Linked DNA regions of Homo sapiens: all the other regions are linked to region 1. The links are chromatin contacts, found by Hi-C in ENCODE. All regions are on one chromosome and are shown on one strand. The core of a region is the stretch at or near the end of the contact, and the rest is flanking DNA. Distances in the headings are between cores, read along the strand shown. Region 1 holds the start of CDKL5 (cyclin dependent kinase like 5). Region 2 holds the start of MSL3 (MSL complex subunit 3). Region 3 holds the start of PRDX4 (peroxiredoxin 4).

Evidence for each region. A loop is a pair of places that touch in the nucleus more often than their neighbours do. Pooled maps may share reads with other maps.
Region 2: a loop to region 1 is called in a map of CD8-positive, alpha-beta T cell, with 10 times the contacts of the local background. The contact joins the promoter of MSL3 here to the promoter of CDKL5 in region 1. A Hi-C loop is called at or near these places in 2 of 168 maps with a recorded cell type or tissue (CD8-positive, alpha-beta T cell and naive thymus-derived CD4-positive, alpha-beta T cell) and 6 of 50 pooled maps.
Region 3: a loop to region 1 is called in a map of CD8-positive, alpha-beta T cell, with 10 times the contacts of the local background. The contact joins the promoter of PRDX4 here to the promoter of CDKL5 in region 1. A Hi-C loop is called at or near these places in 2 of 168 maps with a recorded cell type or tissue (CD8-positive, alpha-beta T cell and naive thymus-derived CD4-positive, alpha-beta T cell) and 8 of 50 pooled maps.

What each region holds. Positions count from the first base shown.
Region 1 is chrX:18,422,844-18,427,721 of GRCh38, reverse strand. It overlaps CDKL5 (cyclin dependent kinase like 5), which reads right to left and starts at 2,114. Exons shown (of 18, transcript NM_001323289.2): 1 at 2,027-2,114. RefSeq lists a silencer at 1,794-1,863 and an enhancer at 2,199-2,493.
Region 2 is chrX:11,754,609-11,759,486 of GRCh38, reverse strand. It overlaps MSL3 (MSL complex subunit 3), which reads right to left and starts at 1,250. Exons shown (of 13, transcript NM_078629.4): 1 at 1,122-1,250. The coding sequence starts at 1,223. MSL3-DT (MSL3 divergent transcript) reads left to right here and starts at 1,404. Exons shown (of 2, transcript XR_007068393.1): 1 at 1,404-2,735; 2 at 3,967-4,878. RefSeq lists an enhancer at 803-1,097 and silencers at 951-1,330, 1,341-1,490, 1,511-1,710.
Region 3 is chrX:23,664,510-23,669,387 of GRCh38, reverse strand. PRDX4 (peroxiredoxin 4) reads right to left here and starts at 1,895. Exons shown (of 7, transcript NM_006406.2): 1 at 1,577-1,895. The coding sequence starts at 1,817. RefSeq lists silencers at 1,433-1,562, 1,913-2,092 and enhancers at 1,842-2,136, 4,380-4,878.

The DNA.
Region 1 (4,878 bases), core at 865-3,364:
AAAATATATCGGATTTTGATTTTAAAAAATTTAGGCTTAGGAAATATGCTAAACAACAAAACTGGAATACTCAACTGTTTGATATATATACATCTAGCAAATTAATCGCTGCATTGACTATGTTAAAAAGGCAAGACAATTCAAAGAGATTTGATACCCTCTCCAATTGAGGAACCCCCAACTACTCTGAAATGGCAGATAATATCTAACACTCTTGGAATGGTTAACTTTATTTAGTATGCCTCTTTTGTAGTTCTATTATTTAATAGAGCCAAACGGAATTTTTCCCTAATTAGGTTTCCTTGTACTTGTGAAATGCTCAGCATACAGTGCTGGCAGCATTAGCTTCTCTCTTCTGGCTCCTTCCCCCCTCAACCACCCTCACCTCCCCCCCAACCCCCGCCCCGAAAAAAAGATTTCCTTCCCAAATGTTCTCTTCTCTGCATTTGTCAACAGAAACACCTACTGGTGGTGTCAAACTGCTAAGACTGCTGCAGGCTTCCTTATTCCTGGTTTCAGTGTCAACGCCAAAAATTCTCAATCCTAAAATAGTACTTTTAATAAAAAGAAATTAGAAGTCTTGCTAGGTACTCAACCTATCATATTCTCGAAAAGCAGCACGCCTTTTTTAAAAATCTATTATTAATGGACCCTAATTGGATTGTTAATCATAAGATCATACTATCACCTTCAACACTAACATACAGGAACAAGTAAATATAGCCTCTTCACATTTTGTGAACAAAACATTTTAAAACACTTGAAGGAAATAAAAACAAATTTACATCTAAGTGTCACTCACATGTAATTCCGAATAGCCTCGGTGAAGATGTCTTTTTTGTAACCCTACAGCAAGAAAGAAACAAGCTGGAAATGTTCCAGCAGATGTTACCTAAAACGATAATCCTGTTCTATACACATCTCTGTCTCCTGTTTCTGACAAACGCTCTCAGACAAATTAATTTGTGTAATCTTTTACATTAACTATATAACCATTACGTTCAAACAAACCTAATTCAGATGCACAGAAAGAAATCATTCGGTGTCAACAATACTTTCTAAAATCAGCTTAAATTCCAGCCAATTAAAATAGATTGTGCTAACAGAATACTGATCTGCAACTACTTAAATATCACAGCACCCGTCTAATCTCACTGTAGAGATACTAAGGTCAGGCTTTTCTTATTCAGGCATCTGTTCTTTAACACTCAAATGAAGCGAAAAACAAAACCCTCAAGGAAGATCTGCCTTTACACTGAAATATGTTCAGGTTATTTTTTTCCCCAACGTGGGCACAAAACGTGTCAATGCAAGGAGGACCTGTTCGTTCTGGGAGACGGTTCCAAATCCCAGAATCCGATTTCTATGAGGGTCCAAAAGGTATGAAGGTCTGAGAAGGGGCCATTCTTCTTCCCCGCACTATGCCAGTCGTGAACTTCACAGCATCGCCTGAAACTTGTCCGGGGGAGGTTGCGGAGCCGCGGGGCCGGCGCCCGGTCGCTAGCCCACCCTCGCGGGCAGCCAAGGTCAGAAGGGCCCGGGCCGCGACTGACGGCCCCTGGCGAGTCTCGGGCTCCCTCCGAACTCGGGCAGGGGGCTGGGGCGCGCAGGCCCCTCCTCGGCGCCGGCGGGAAGGGGCTTACCTCGCCGCAAGCCCCGGGGAGCTCGTGCCGCGGGAGCGGCGGGGCGGGGACGCCGCAGACCCGCCGCTGAGGGGAACCCCGCGGGGCGGGCTCGACCCGCCGCCCCTCTTTCACACCCTTTCGCCTCCCCACACCCCAAAAGACAGCCCCAGCCCCTCGGGGGAAGCCCTTCCAGAGGCGCAGGGGAGCGCTGAGGAGGGGCTACTCCGGGCTGGGACGTCCTCACCGCGTCGCCCCGTTCCGGGGGAACCGGCGCCCCCGCCCCTTCTCTTGTCCGCCCGGGGGGACTGGGTGGGTCTCCACTCTCAGGAGAAGCTGGGTGGACGCGGGGCCGATGTAAGGGTAAGAAGGCTTGGCGGGCGGGTGGCGGCGCGACTACTCACCCCGCCGAGTCCCCCACTTCTAGCAGGGGACCCCACAGCTCCTGAGGACGCCGTCGCCGCTTTACCTTCCCCAGCGGCAGAGACAACTAATCGAAACCTCCGGCCCCGCCCTCTAGCAGAAGCGAACGCGCAGCCTATTTTGCTAACTGCCCCGCCCCAGCCGGCCCGTTCGGACCAATGGGAAAGCACCTCAGGTTTTGCCCGATCCCGCCTTTACCCCGCCCCCTTCTGGTAGGAGCCAATGAGGAGGAAGCGCTTGTCCTGGGGTTCGGGCTCGCGCCGCTCGTGCTCGAGTCTCCGAAGCCGAAGAACGCTGGTTCCTTATACAAGCTCGCCTGCGCGCTCACGCGCGCGCCGCGCCTCCTGGCACGCCAGGTTTGGTTGCCCCGCCAAGCCCTAGCAACCTGGGCTGGAGAGGCTGAGAGGGGCGGGGCCCGAGCCTGGAGTCGACGCCGGGGGGTAGAGCGGGGAAGCAGGGAGAGGGTCGACGGTGGTGGGGTGGGGAGATCGTGACTGAGAAAGGGGTGGCTGCGGGGGTAGGAGGTGGCGAGGAGGCCCCGGAATCCGCCTGTCACTGCGGAAAAAAGAGGGAATCCTGCCTGCAGCGCAGCTACCCTGCCCTCCCTCCGGAGGGACCCGTGCCGGGGGCTGGGGTGGGGGAAGTCGGAGAAGAGGGGGAGAACATACTCGGGGCGGGAGCTGAGAAATACAGGATGGAGGATGGTTTATCTCTGTTGTTGGTAAAAATGATATCGAAGTCCATTGCTGCTGCTGCCCAACTGTTGCCGCTGCGTGTGCACACACACACGCACATATGCACACACACAACACACACTCACACGTACACTCATCCAGCAGCTTGCGGTCCCTTGGGTGAGTTAGGCGCAAAGACCTAGCAGCCTGAGGATTCCTTACACAGCAGCTGGGCGCGTGCAAAGAGCTGTTGCAGCAGTAGCAGCAGCAGCAGCAGCAACGACCCACACCTCCGCTTCGGTCCGATGCTCTGCCACACAAGATCCCCCAGCTGGCTTGAAAGCAATGAAGTCATCGCCCAACCAGTACAAATGTAAAGATCTTAATACCCACCATGGATCGGGTTTCCAAGGAGGATGAAGAGGTGATGAAATTGAAGGAGATAACATTTCCAATGCTACTTTTAGAAAATAAAGAAAAAAAATTTTTTTAAAAAGACATTGGGGACAAATCTATGGAAAGCTGCATAATTATTTTCGCTTTAACAAGCAAAGGAGAAAAATAGGGTCTCTTCTGGTTAGGAAAAGCACGGAAAATAGGCAGTGTATGAGGTCATAGCTGCCACCAAATTAGAAAGATGCAGTACTGTAATAGGAAATAGATATTTGGGATAAAATCCACTTAATCTATTCCTGTAGTGAATCTGGTAACAATATGTAGCAGCATGCTCAGTTTGGCCACTTGATACCAAGCCAATAGGATTTTCTTTTTCATAACGGTGAATATTTGATGAGGAAATGAAAGTGGAAGCATATTAGAAAATTTTACAGGTAGGAGCAATGAATTAGCAAAGAGGGAAAATGGAGTCAGAGGCAACAACAGAGGGCTTCGCAGAGTCTCCTGCCTCCTCCAGATGCAAAGTAACAGTGCTGTGACCTCTAGCTTCACCCACGTGGATCCAGAACTCCTGGGGCAATCACTCCATTTTCATCCCTGTATATCAGAGCCTTTGTACTAGGAATTTCAGCAGCATTACCTTTGACTCAAATGAATAATTTTTTAAAATTTTATTTAGACCTGGTGAACCGGAAGTAACAAATTAATTATCCGTATAGATTGAGAAGATGGAGAAAAAACAATAACTGAACATCTGTTAATATAGGTCCAATTTAGTATTAAGTAGTAATATTAGATGCCTTATAATGTGCCATCCCATATACACAAATATGACCTTCTGCTTAGGGACATTTGCTTTGATCTGGTTTTAAGTAGTGGTAAAGGATTTCTTGCAGTCACTTGCAGTTTAGTTAATTCGTCTTTTGGTCAAAAACTAACCTTTCTAGAAAGTTAGTAAAAGTTTAAAAAGTACCATGCGCCGGGAGCAGTGGCTCACGCCTGTAATCCCAGCACTTTGGGAGGCCAAGGCAGGTGGATCACCTGAGGTCAGAAGTTCGAGACCAGCCTGGCCAACATGGTGAAACCCCATCTCTACTAAAAATAGAAAAAAATTAGCCGGGAGTGGTGGCGTGCACCTGTAATCCCACCTACTCAGGAGGCTGAGGCAGGAGAATTGCTTGAACCCAGGAGGTCAAGGTTGCAGTGAACCGAGATGGTACCACTGCACTCCAGCCTGGGCTAGAGTAAGACTCTGTCTCCAAAAAAAAAAGTACCATGCTGCCATTTAACTGAGCACTTATGTAGAAAGAACACTAATACTAGCCAGTGAATGGATACCTGCTCTGTGCCAAGAACTTCACATAGATTTAGGGTTGCCAGATAAAATACAAGATGCCCCGTTAAATTTGAATTTCAGATAAACAACGAATAATTTTTAGTATAAATGTGTATTTTTATCCTGGATACATGTGGAACAAGGCTAGAAAACTAAATAAGGTTCTAACCATTGCCAAAAAAATTACGAAATGCCCTTCTAGGTCTAGACCTTGTAATGCAATCAGGATCTGGGAGAAAAGCTTAAGAACCAAATTAATGTATAAATTTGTAGTGTTTGTAGAAAGAGGTGAGCATACTTAGACTAAAATATTATTTGCTGTTTATCTCAAATTCAATTTTAACTGAGCATCTTCGATTTTTATTTGCTAAATCTGACACATTATCTCTAATCCTCTCAATTCTCTGCGAAATTCTCACCATTTTCC
Region 2 (4,878 bases), core at 1-2,500, 6.7 Mb after region 1:
AGAGCTCTGGGAGTTGTAGTCTCCTGGGCTCCCCTATGTCCAGTGCCAGGATGGCTAGCTGGAGACTCTGGAATCCCTCCCTGTTGTGTCCCTAGAGGGAACAACTAAAACTAATGATGGGGCGTGCCCCCCCCCCTCCGCCCCGAGGAGGCTGGAGGGCGAGGAGAAAGAGGGATAGCAGACGCGGTTAAAAGACAGGAGCAGCAGGGGAGGGAACTGAAGGCAGAATATGCTCATCCCTTTAGGGATGTCCTTTAGCATCTCTAATGGACAGAGCTGTCCAGACATCGCCAAAGACACACCTGGGACTGCCCCTGTCCCTGCCGCCTAAGGCTTCGCCCAGGTGGCCCTAGGAACCCAGGTCTCTGAAATGAAAGCACCTGGGTGCTTTCCTTGGGGATCTGGGAGACCTGGTGCCAACTCCTGCCCGCCACCCAAATCTGAGGAGCTGCAAGATGTGGCTCAGCTCCCGGAGACTTAGGTGGACCGGCCCGGGGCGCGATTCCCATCAACTATGGTCAGACCCACGTAAATCCTTCAGAGTTTGAAAACGTAAATGCTGCAAGGCCCTGGGGTACGAAAACACTGGGCCAACCTTGCCCTCGGGATGGGGTTCACGGCCTACAGGCGGGATGGGGCCTAAACTGGACTAGGGTCCCAGGGACACAACGTCGCAAGTCAGCGGCCAGCGCCGTGTAACTATGAATTAGAACCTGGATCGGACGGCCAGGGCGTCCCACAGGAGCCCACCCGGCACCAGGCCGCACAGAAGGAGACATTTAACGCGAAGACAGAAACCGTATTCGAGAAGCCTCCTCCCTCAGCGGCCACCGTTGCAGTCGGGGGCGCAAACGGTAGCCCCGGTAACGCGACAAAGCATGGGCGAGGCTCCCAACCGCGCGTGCGCCGCCCGGCCTGACGGAAGGAAGTGGAAGCATCCCAGACCCCGCCCCGACTCCCGGGCGTAGCGCCCTGTGAGCGCCCCCTGCCGGCCGCACCGCTCCTCGCAGGCCGAGGAGCCCGGCCGGTCCCTCAGCTCCGCGCGGCCGTCCGCCCCCGCCCCCGCCCCCGGTCCCGGGTCCCCCAGCCCGCGCCTCCTCCCTGTCCCTCCGCGGCGGCACCTTGGCATCGTACAGCACTCGCGCCTTGGTGGGGTCAGGCTCGAAGCACAGCACTTTCTCCCCTGAGTGGAATTTAAATTTCATGCCCTCGCTCGCGCTCATTTGCTCATCGTGGCGGAGGGCGAGGCTCCGGGGCGGGCGGAGCGCGCGCGGTGGGGGAGGGCGGGCGGGGGCGGGGAGGCGGTGCGCCGTGGCCGGGGGGGGCCGGGAATGGCGGAGGCTGCGGCCGCCCCGCCCTCGGCCCCTCCTCCGCCCGCCCCGAGCCGCTGCCGGGACCTCGGAGGCGCCTGGCGCGCGCGCTCCCGCCCGGGCGCGTCCCCGCACGTCCCCGCCGGGGCTCCGGGAGGGGTGCGGGCGGGGAGCGCGACCCCCTGGCCAAGGTCTACCGGCAGGACGTCTCCCGTCGCCCCCATGGGAGAGGGTCCCCGCGGCCTCCAGGCTGCGCCCACGTGCGCGCAGGGTCGTCCGTCGCCCCGAGCGCCCGCTCTCCGGCCCGGGCGTGGGAGGCGCCTAGGGAGAGAGAGAGCCGGTCTGGAGTAGGCACCCGGCGGCCGGGAGGCTGGACGGCGTCTGCCCCCAAGAGCTCCCTGGCCGTGCGCGCCGCGTCAGCCCCCTTGGCAGAGCAGCGCGCCGATGAGTGTGGCCACGCTTGGAGAACGCAGCGCTGGAGCTGGCCCCAGGCGGGCAGTGGCCTCGGGCGAGGGCAGAAGGGCACTCCGGGCTGTGAATAGAACACTTGCTTATCCCTTCAGAGGACAAGCCGGTGGCAGGCCTGGAGCCCCCAGTGACGGGTTGAGCAGTGGGCAGCGAGGCAGATGGGTCCTTAAAGAGTAGCTGACGTCTTCAGTGTCAGCTTCTAGCGTGGCCTGACAGCCCCCAGCATCCCCGGAATGCCCCCCACGGTCTATCTGCTCCAATAGACTAAAAATTCCCTAAATAGAAGCACCCTTGAGGCCGCTATCAATATGGTACCTGCACAGAGTGGATGTTAAGTAAATACTTGATGAGCGAATGACAAGTGATGGGAGACTTGAAGGACAAACTTCCAGGGACAGGAAGGACAGTGCTGGGCTTTTTCTTTTGAGTTTTGGAAAGCCGTTGGGCAGTGTAATTACTGGATTAGGACCGGGCTGGAGACCAGCTTCCAGGCTAATCTCTGCGGACCTGGTGAACTTCCCCTTCTCTGTTCTAGCCTCCAGAAAGTTGCATTTGCTTCCCCTCTGCACGCTTCCTTCACCAGGTTCCTGGTATACATCCTTCACATTTCAGCGTGGGCATGCCAACAGAAAAGCCCTCAGGCTTCCCAAGATGAATCATAAAGCCCTGAGGTGTTCCCTCCCAGGACTCTGCTTAACCCCTTTCTTGCATGTACCACTGTGCTATAGAATGGGTTGTTCATTTGCAAAATGACCTCATTAAGACAGTAAGCTCTTTGAAGCTGGGGGTAGGGGTCTTATCCAATTCATCACGGCGTATTCGTGGCACATAATATGGAATGAATGAACAGATTGATTTAGGAAATAGAACCCACAAAACTCAGTGGCCAATTGGATGTGAAGGAGAGGGAAGGAGGAATCTTGAGAGACTTCCAGGTTTTCTGGCCCAAGGAATTGGGTGAGTAATAGCTGCATCCGCCAGAATAAGGCTATACAGAGGAGTTAAAGGTTGGGGGAAGATGGTCAAATGGCCTTTGGGGTAATACGGTGCAGAAACTAGAACTGGAACCATGATTCCTCTCCAGGTTGTGGTGTATCAGAGATGAGAACAGTAGATGGTGGTGTTCCCCACAAATGGCAGGGGCGGCTTGGAAGCACATGTAATTGCACGTCCTGTGTAAACCGTAACTGAAGTATTCACCTTTTTATTTTTCCTGCCCATGATTGGAGAGAGTTCTGCTGCAGGCTCTACCCTTTCAGGGATAGGATTTTAGATGCTTTCCTTTGTTTCTCCGCATTTCCACCCCTTCTTATGTCATTGAGGAATTCCTCTTTCCCCGTCCCTCTAAAAAGTCCAAGAATGCAAAAGCCTTCAGGAACCTAAAAGTTAAAAAGCCTGCCAATGGCAGCACCCCTTACAGTCCTCCTCCAGATTAGGATCCACTAGAGAGGGCTCCACCCTTAATGCAGGACATCATTTTTCCTCTCGGGTGTAAAGGTTAAGAACATGGCCAGCTCTGCAAACCACTCTCCAGGACCCAGTCCCATGCTTGTCACTTTCTAGCTTGTGACCATGGACAACTGGTTAGTCTCTTTGTAATGCACTTTGTTCATGTTTAAAATGAAGGAAATAGTGGCTCCTACTTCATAGGGTTTTTTAGGAGTCAATGAGTCAATTCAGTGTACATGGCTTTGTGTAGTGCCTGACATATAAGGGCTGGGTAAATATTTGCTCTTGACATTAGGCATTTCTTATCTGTTTCTCCGTGTCCCCCATTCATTCATTCATTCATTCAGCAAATATTTATTGGACCTCCTGTGTGCTGGTTGCTAGACACACAAAGTAGAATACATACATTACCCCTGTCCTCCCAGAGGGCACATTTCAGGAGGGCGGAGCAGCAAGCAATCAAGTTCAAGCTTTATGTGCATACCCTGATAAAGCTGGTGTGGAATAGAGGAGACAGAAGAGCTTACTTCTCTCTAGGAGGAGGGAGAGTATCTGAAAAAGCTCCAGAGAGGAAGGCACTCTTGAATTGCAACTTAGGTGTTTTCCTCATTTTCCAGTTTTTGAGGTTTGGACAGTAGTTTCGTCTGTATTCGGGCATGATTATAGAATGGTCTTGTTTTTGTCGGGATTAAGATAACCATTAAATCTTATAACAAATCTTTTTGATTTCTCATTATAGGTCACCTACAGGAATTGCTTCTCTTAGCAAGGTGAGTGCAGTGCGGGATCCAGTTAGTTGCGTCGCCCGCCGCCCCGCTGGCAGAGGCCCAATTTTGTTCAGGTGTTTGCCATCCCACATTGTTAGAGCAGACCTCTCACCAGGGCTGGAGTGACACTTGATCGGGCTAATACGGTAGGACTCACCTCTGGGTATACATTTGGAACAGCTGGGGAACTTTGAAAACTTGTTAAAATACTGTTGCCAGGAGTTGGAATTTTGTTTCCAAAGTTCCCAGGCGATTCCATTGTGCAGGCGGGGCTGAGAACTACTGGTCTAAACCAATCCCGGCAATCCCCTTCCTCTTACAGTGACTGGTTTAAGTATGGTCATGTGATACACGCCTGGCCAATGAGAAATTCTCATAGCGAGTTAAAATGGGGAACTGTGAGTACTTCTGGAAAATATTTTCCACCTGCCTCCCCCCAAAAGAAATACATCTGGCATAAAGTCTCCTCTTCCTCACTGGGTGTTATCATCTGCATCAGAATGCGGCGTTGGAGAGGGTGTCAGTGCTGTAGCCACCTTGGCACCACGGAGCTGGCCATCGTCACTGAGGCTCTGAGGATGAGAGCCCAAGGCTAGCACTCGCTCACCTGGGTCACTGGGGAGCTGTTGAGCCCCTGACGCACTAAATTAACTAATCCTGATGCCTAACGCCAAACTTCTTGCTCTGTGACATAATAAACCTCCATGCAGCAAAAGCATCCTGATCACGCCCCTCCTGCAGTTGTAGAGTTAGGTTATTGGCATCTGGTATGTTGTCTATTGCTAATTTTGGTGATACTGATGAGACAGACCTCTGATGGTGAGAATGCATTTTTCCATGGACATGTAGACATAATTGATGTTGCATTTGAAATATTGTTTCAC
Region 3 (4,878 bases), core at 646-3,145, 5.2 Mb before region 1:
AAAGCTTTGAAGTAGATTTGTTTCCTATGGAAAATATATGTAATGTAAGTAAACACTTAACTGGCTGACATATTTAAAATACTTTCCCAGGCAAGTAAAACCAGTGGGACTTGGAAATACTGATTTTAAAATTTAAGACTGGTTTTGTTAAAAATCTCAAAGTAGGCTGGGCACCGTGGCTCACGCCTGTAATCTCAGCACTTTGGGAGGCCAAGGCAGGCGGATCATGAGGTCAGGAGTTCCAGACCAGCCTGGCCAATATAGTGAAACCCCGTCTCTACTAAAAATACAAAAAATAGCCGGGTGTGGTGGTGCGCGCCTGTAGTCCCAGCTACCTGGGAGGCTGAGGCAGAAGAATCGCTTGAACCCGGGCGGCGGAGGTTGCAGTGAGCCGAGATCGCGCGACCGCACTCCAGCCTGGGTGCCTGGGTGACAGAGCAAGACTTCATCTCAAATAAAAAAAAAAAAAAAGTCCCAAAGTGGTTAACTGAAAGTACTTACTTTCAGCAAGTAAGAACTGTAAATGTTTAAGAGGACAAAACAGTTTTTCTCATTTATCACTCCCAACCAACCCATCCTAAGTCATAACAACATTCCATTTAACTCTAGGGATTCAGAATTTGAAGCATTACTTTTTTCACTGAATACTGGCATGGAACATGCTGTAACTGAACCATAAAAACCAACTACACACCTACAGAATGTCAAATGATCTGCAGGAAAAGCAGGTTACTGAATAGCAAGCAAGAGACAGCCTTTATCTATAGCCACTGTTCACTTTTGGTTAATTTTAACATCCAGATGTAGCAGGCTACAACTTTCACAGTATCTACTTCGTCTGACGTGTCATTCCTGAAAGTGGCCATTAGCTTTGTACACTGGACAGAAATGCAAATAATCAAAAACCAAATTGGCAGGACACAAATTTGCCACGAGGTTTATCATCAACCCAAATGCATACTTCTAACCTTTTCCCCCATTTCCCTCAAAAGTACACTCTGTAATAGGTTCTTCATGTCTGAGAAACATAAGGAATATCCATTAACTACACAGGCTTTGGGGAAGGTGGCTTTCAGTAATAATCTTTGTAAGATGCAAACAAAAAGGAAGAAAGAAAAATGAAATGTTTGACCTCCCGAGCACTGTGTTTAGCAACTTTTCTGTTTAATCAAACTTTTTGTGAATCATTATTCAACCTATCAATGTCTTCCTTCGCTGAAATAGTACCTGAAAAAGACAGGATGTGCTGAAGGCACTTTGAGATGTTTCAGGAACTGTTTCAGTTTGCCCAACATCCTCGATGCAAACTCGGGACTAGGGCCACCCACTTTCCCTCAGCTGCGGCTTTTGGGGTAACCACTACCTCTTCTAAAATCTGATCAGTGGAAACCATACCTTTCTTCACAGCTAGAACTCCCCTTTATTCCCCTCCCCGCCCTCCTAGGTGAGAACCAGGCCCGCCCAGGGCCCGGAGGCAGCCCAGGGGGTGCCGCCCAAGCCCAGATTCCGGGGGTGTAACCGGGGTACACGTGTCTCCGGAATCTCCCCTCCCACCCTTTGGCGGGACACCACCTACTCTTCGCTTTGCTTAGGTGCAGGGAGTGGTCGGCGACCGATACCCGGGATGCCTCTCCCGGGTACACTTGTCCACCCGCGTAGAAGTGGCACTCCTCTTCGCGAGTCCGGGGCCTCTCCTCTGTCTCCCAGCCCTGCACAGCTCCAGCCGGCAGCAGGAACAGCAGTAGCGGCAGCAGAAGCAGCCTTCGGTGGCGGCCGTGGTCCGGAGTTGTCGCGGCTAGCAGCGGCAGCGCCTCCATGACCACGCGAGCGCAGAAACACGTCCCTTGGCGCGAGCGCCGCTTCTGCCGCCGCCGGGCAGCTACAACCGCGTGCACGACGCCCGCGCGAACCGGGGCGCGGCCTCGCGAGACCAGCTCCTCCCCCTACCCCCCCTATCTGCTCCCCGCCCCGCCACGTGGGCGCCGGCCGCACCTCCCCCATCCCAAGCCTGCATTTGCGCCTGCGTCCCGCGGCTGACCAGGACCGGGAGCGTTGCCCAACTCTGTGAAGGCAGCGACAAGGTCTCCTGACCTCCGCGCTGTTTTAGACATCTTTCCACGTCCATCTCTTCCACAAAGCCTCACCACTGCACACAAGCCCCTCACAAGCGGAATCTAACCTATATGCTTGTGAATGGCTTGCATTTTATACTTCTAATAAGCTTTTTAAAAAGTCACTTAACGTTTTTAAAAATTATATTTACTTGACAAATCATAATTGTATACATTCGTGGGATGCAATGTGATTTTTTGAAATATGTATCCAATGTGGGATGATTACATCACATTAACTTATCCATCGCCTTGTTTACCTATGACTTTTATGGTGAGACATTTCAAATTTACTCTTATTCATTTTGAAATATACATTATTATTGACTGTATTTACCCTGCTGCTTACCAGAGGTTGGGAAGTAGGGAAGGCGAGGCGAGAGGGAAGGAATGGGGAGTTAGTTGTTGGTCAGAGGTTACCAAGTTCCAGATAGACAGGAATAAGTTTCAAGATCTAATAGACATTTACTAATTTTTTTTCTTGAAGTGATTTGTGTGAACGGGGCCATGATCTGCACTACTTGCAGCTCTTTTAAGTCCTGGAAAAACTTAGGGAGGGTAGGTCTAACCATTTACTTTCCTCCAGCATGCAAGGGCGTACAGGCAGTTTTTAGTGACCTAATCTATTGTTTCAAAGACAGCTTTTTTTTTTTTTAATTTAAATGAAGACTTGAAAAGTTACCAGAAAACTCTCCCAGCAGTGTTGTTCCTTTTTCTGACAATTACCCCATCACCCAACCCCTGGCCTTTTCCCTGCCCTCCCCACCCATCTCCCCGCCGTGGGCACCGCCCCGCTTGCCGCTGCAACCTGCCGTGTGCGTCTGCGCACTGGGGGCAGGCCCAGGCCACCGAGCGTCCACCAACTGGACTAAGACCACCTTGTGTCGTCACTTGTGACCGATCTTCTGCACTCCCACCCTCAGCACTGTTTTAGACCCTGTTCATCCTTCTGGGCCCATCTTGTACACAAAACTTCGCAGGTGACTGGCCTCGCGCCCTCAGCACTGTTGTAGGCCTTCTCATCCTTCACACCTATTTCTTCCACAAAGCTTCGCCCATGGCTGTCTTCCCACCATTGAAGTGCCAACGACCCTCGCCGCCAGCACTTGTTAGACATCCTTCCACGCCCATCTCTCCCAAAAAGCCTCCTCATCCCACGCCACCCCCGCCCCTCAAAGGGAAACTGACCTTTCTGCCTCTGAATAGCTCGCGTTTTATCCCTCTAACAGACATTTCTTATTCTTTTCCTTGCAGTGATCTTTGTGAACAGCCATGACTCCTCTCTCAAGTCGGAGCCCTTTTCAGGTCCCCAGAAAACTTGGAGAAGAAAAGTCTAACCTGAAAAGCCATATCCCTAGACCATTTCTTCTCTTCCAGCTGGAAAGGAACTATGGGGCAAACAGGCAATGTTGCAACTTAACCCTGTGTTAGGTTGTTTTTTTTTTTTTTTTTTTTTTTAGACAGAGTCTCGCTCTGTCGCACAGGCTGGAGTGCAGTGGCAATCTCGGCTCACTGCAACCTCCACCTCCCAGGTTCAAGTAATTCTCCTGCCTCGGCCTGCCGAGTAGCTGGGATTACAGGTGCGCGCCACCATGCCCAGCTAATTGTGATCCGCCCACCTTGGCCTCCCAAAGTGCTGGGATTACAGGCATGAGCCTGTATGATCCCAGGGTGCCCTCTGTCCTCCTGCAAGTGCTTGTTATCTTTCTTTTTAAATTAAAAAAAATTTTTTGTGGCTACATAGTAGGTATATGTATATATATATGTATATGTATATATATATATTTATGGGGTATATGGGATATTTTGATTCAGGCACACAGTGTGTAACAATCACATCATGGCAAATGGGTTATCCATCACCTCAAGCATTTATCATTTGTGTTACAAACAATCCAATTATACTCTTTTAGTTATTTTAGGGTATACAATTAAATTGTTATTGACTATAGTCACCCTGTTGTGCTATCAAATACTAGGTCTTATTCATTCTATATTTCTGTACCCACTAACCATCCCCACTTTCCTCCCCAGCCCCCCACTACCCTTCCCAGCCTCTAGTAACCATTCTTCTACTCTCTATCTCTATGAGTTCAATTGTTTTAATTTTTAGCTCCCACAATTAAGTGAGAACATGTTAAGTTTGTTTTCTGTAAGCACCTGTTATCTTTCTGAATCCTGCAGAAACCATCCTAAGTTTGTCTTTCCTCTACTAGACTGTGGGCTGTCTGGGGCTGAAATCAATGTGTAATAGGTCTTTGTTTCCCAAAGAACCTGGCCCACAGTAAGCAACTGACATTGCAAACACCTGATTTTATAAATAACACCTAATATTGCAGACAGCCTCAGTTTCAAGTTGCTTTCACATATTTTATCCTTACTCCTTGTGAAACAATCTTTTGTGGCAGATAGAAAATTTCCCCTTTCCAAACTCATCCCTCACCCTAGTTCTGCCCACTGTATACTCTGCTTTCTGCCTCCCGGCCCCTGCTTCCTGGAGGTAAAGGATGAAAAAGATGATGCCAGCCTCCTTCTGCTGAGGGAGGGTGTGTCCTTACCCATAACATTATCTGGCAGCTCTTCACTTTCTGGTGGCTCATAGATAGGAGGCCTCTGACGAGGTGGCTCTCGCTCCCAGTCTTCTCCTTCCCTGGCCTCCTGTTGCACGTGGAAGGGGAGTGGGACTCGGGGGGCTCGGGACTGAGTCCCAGGGATTCGGTTCAGGCCTGTGCCCCGTAGTCGGCTTCGGTGATCCATGGTGACTGTT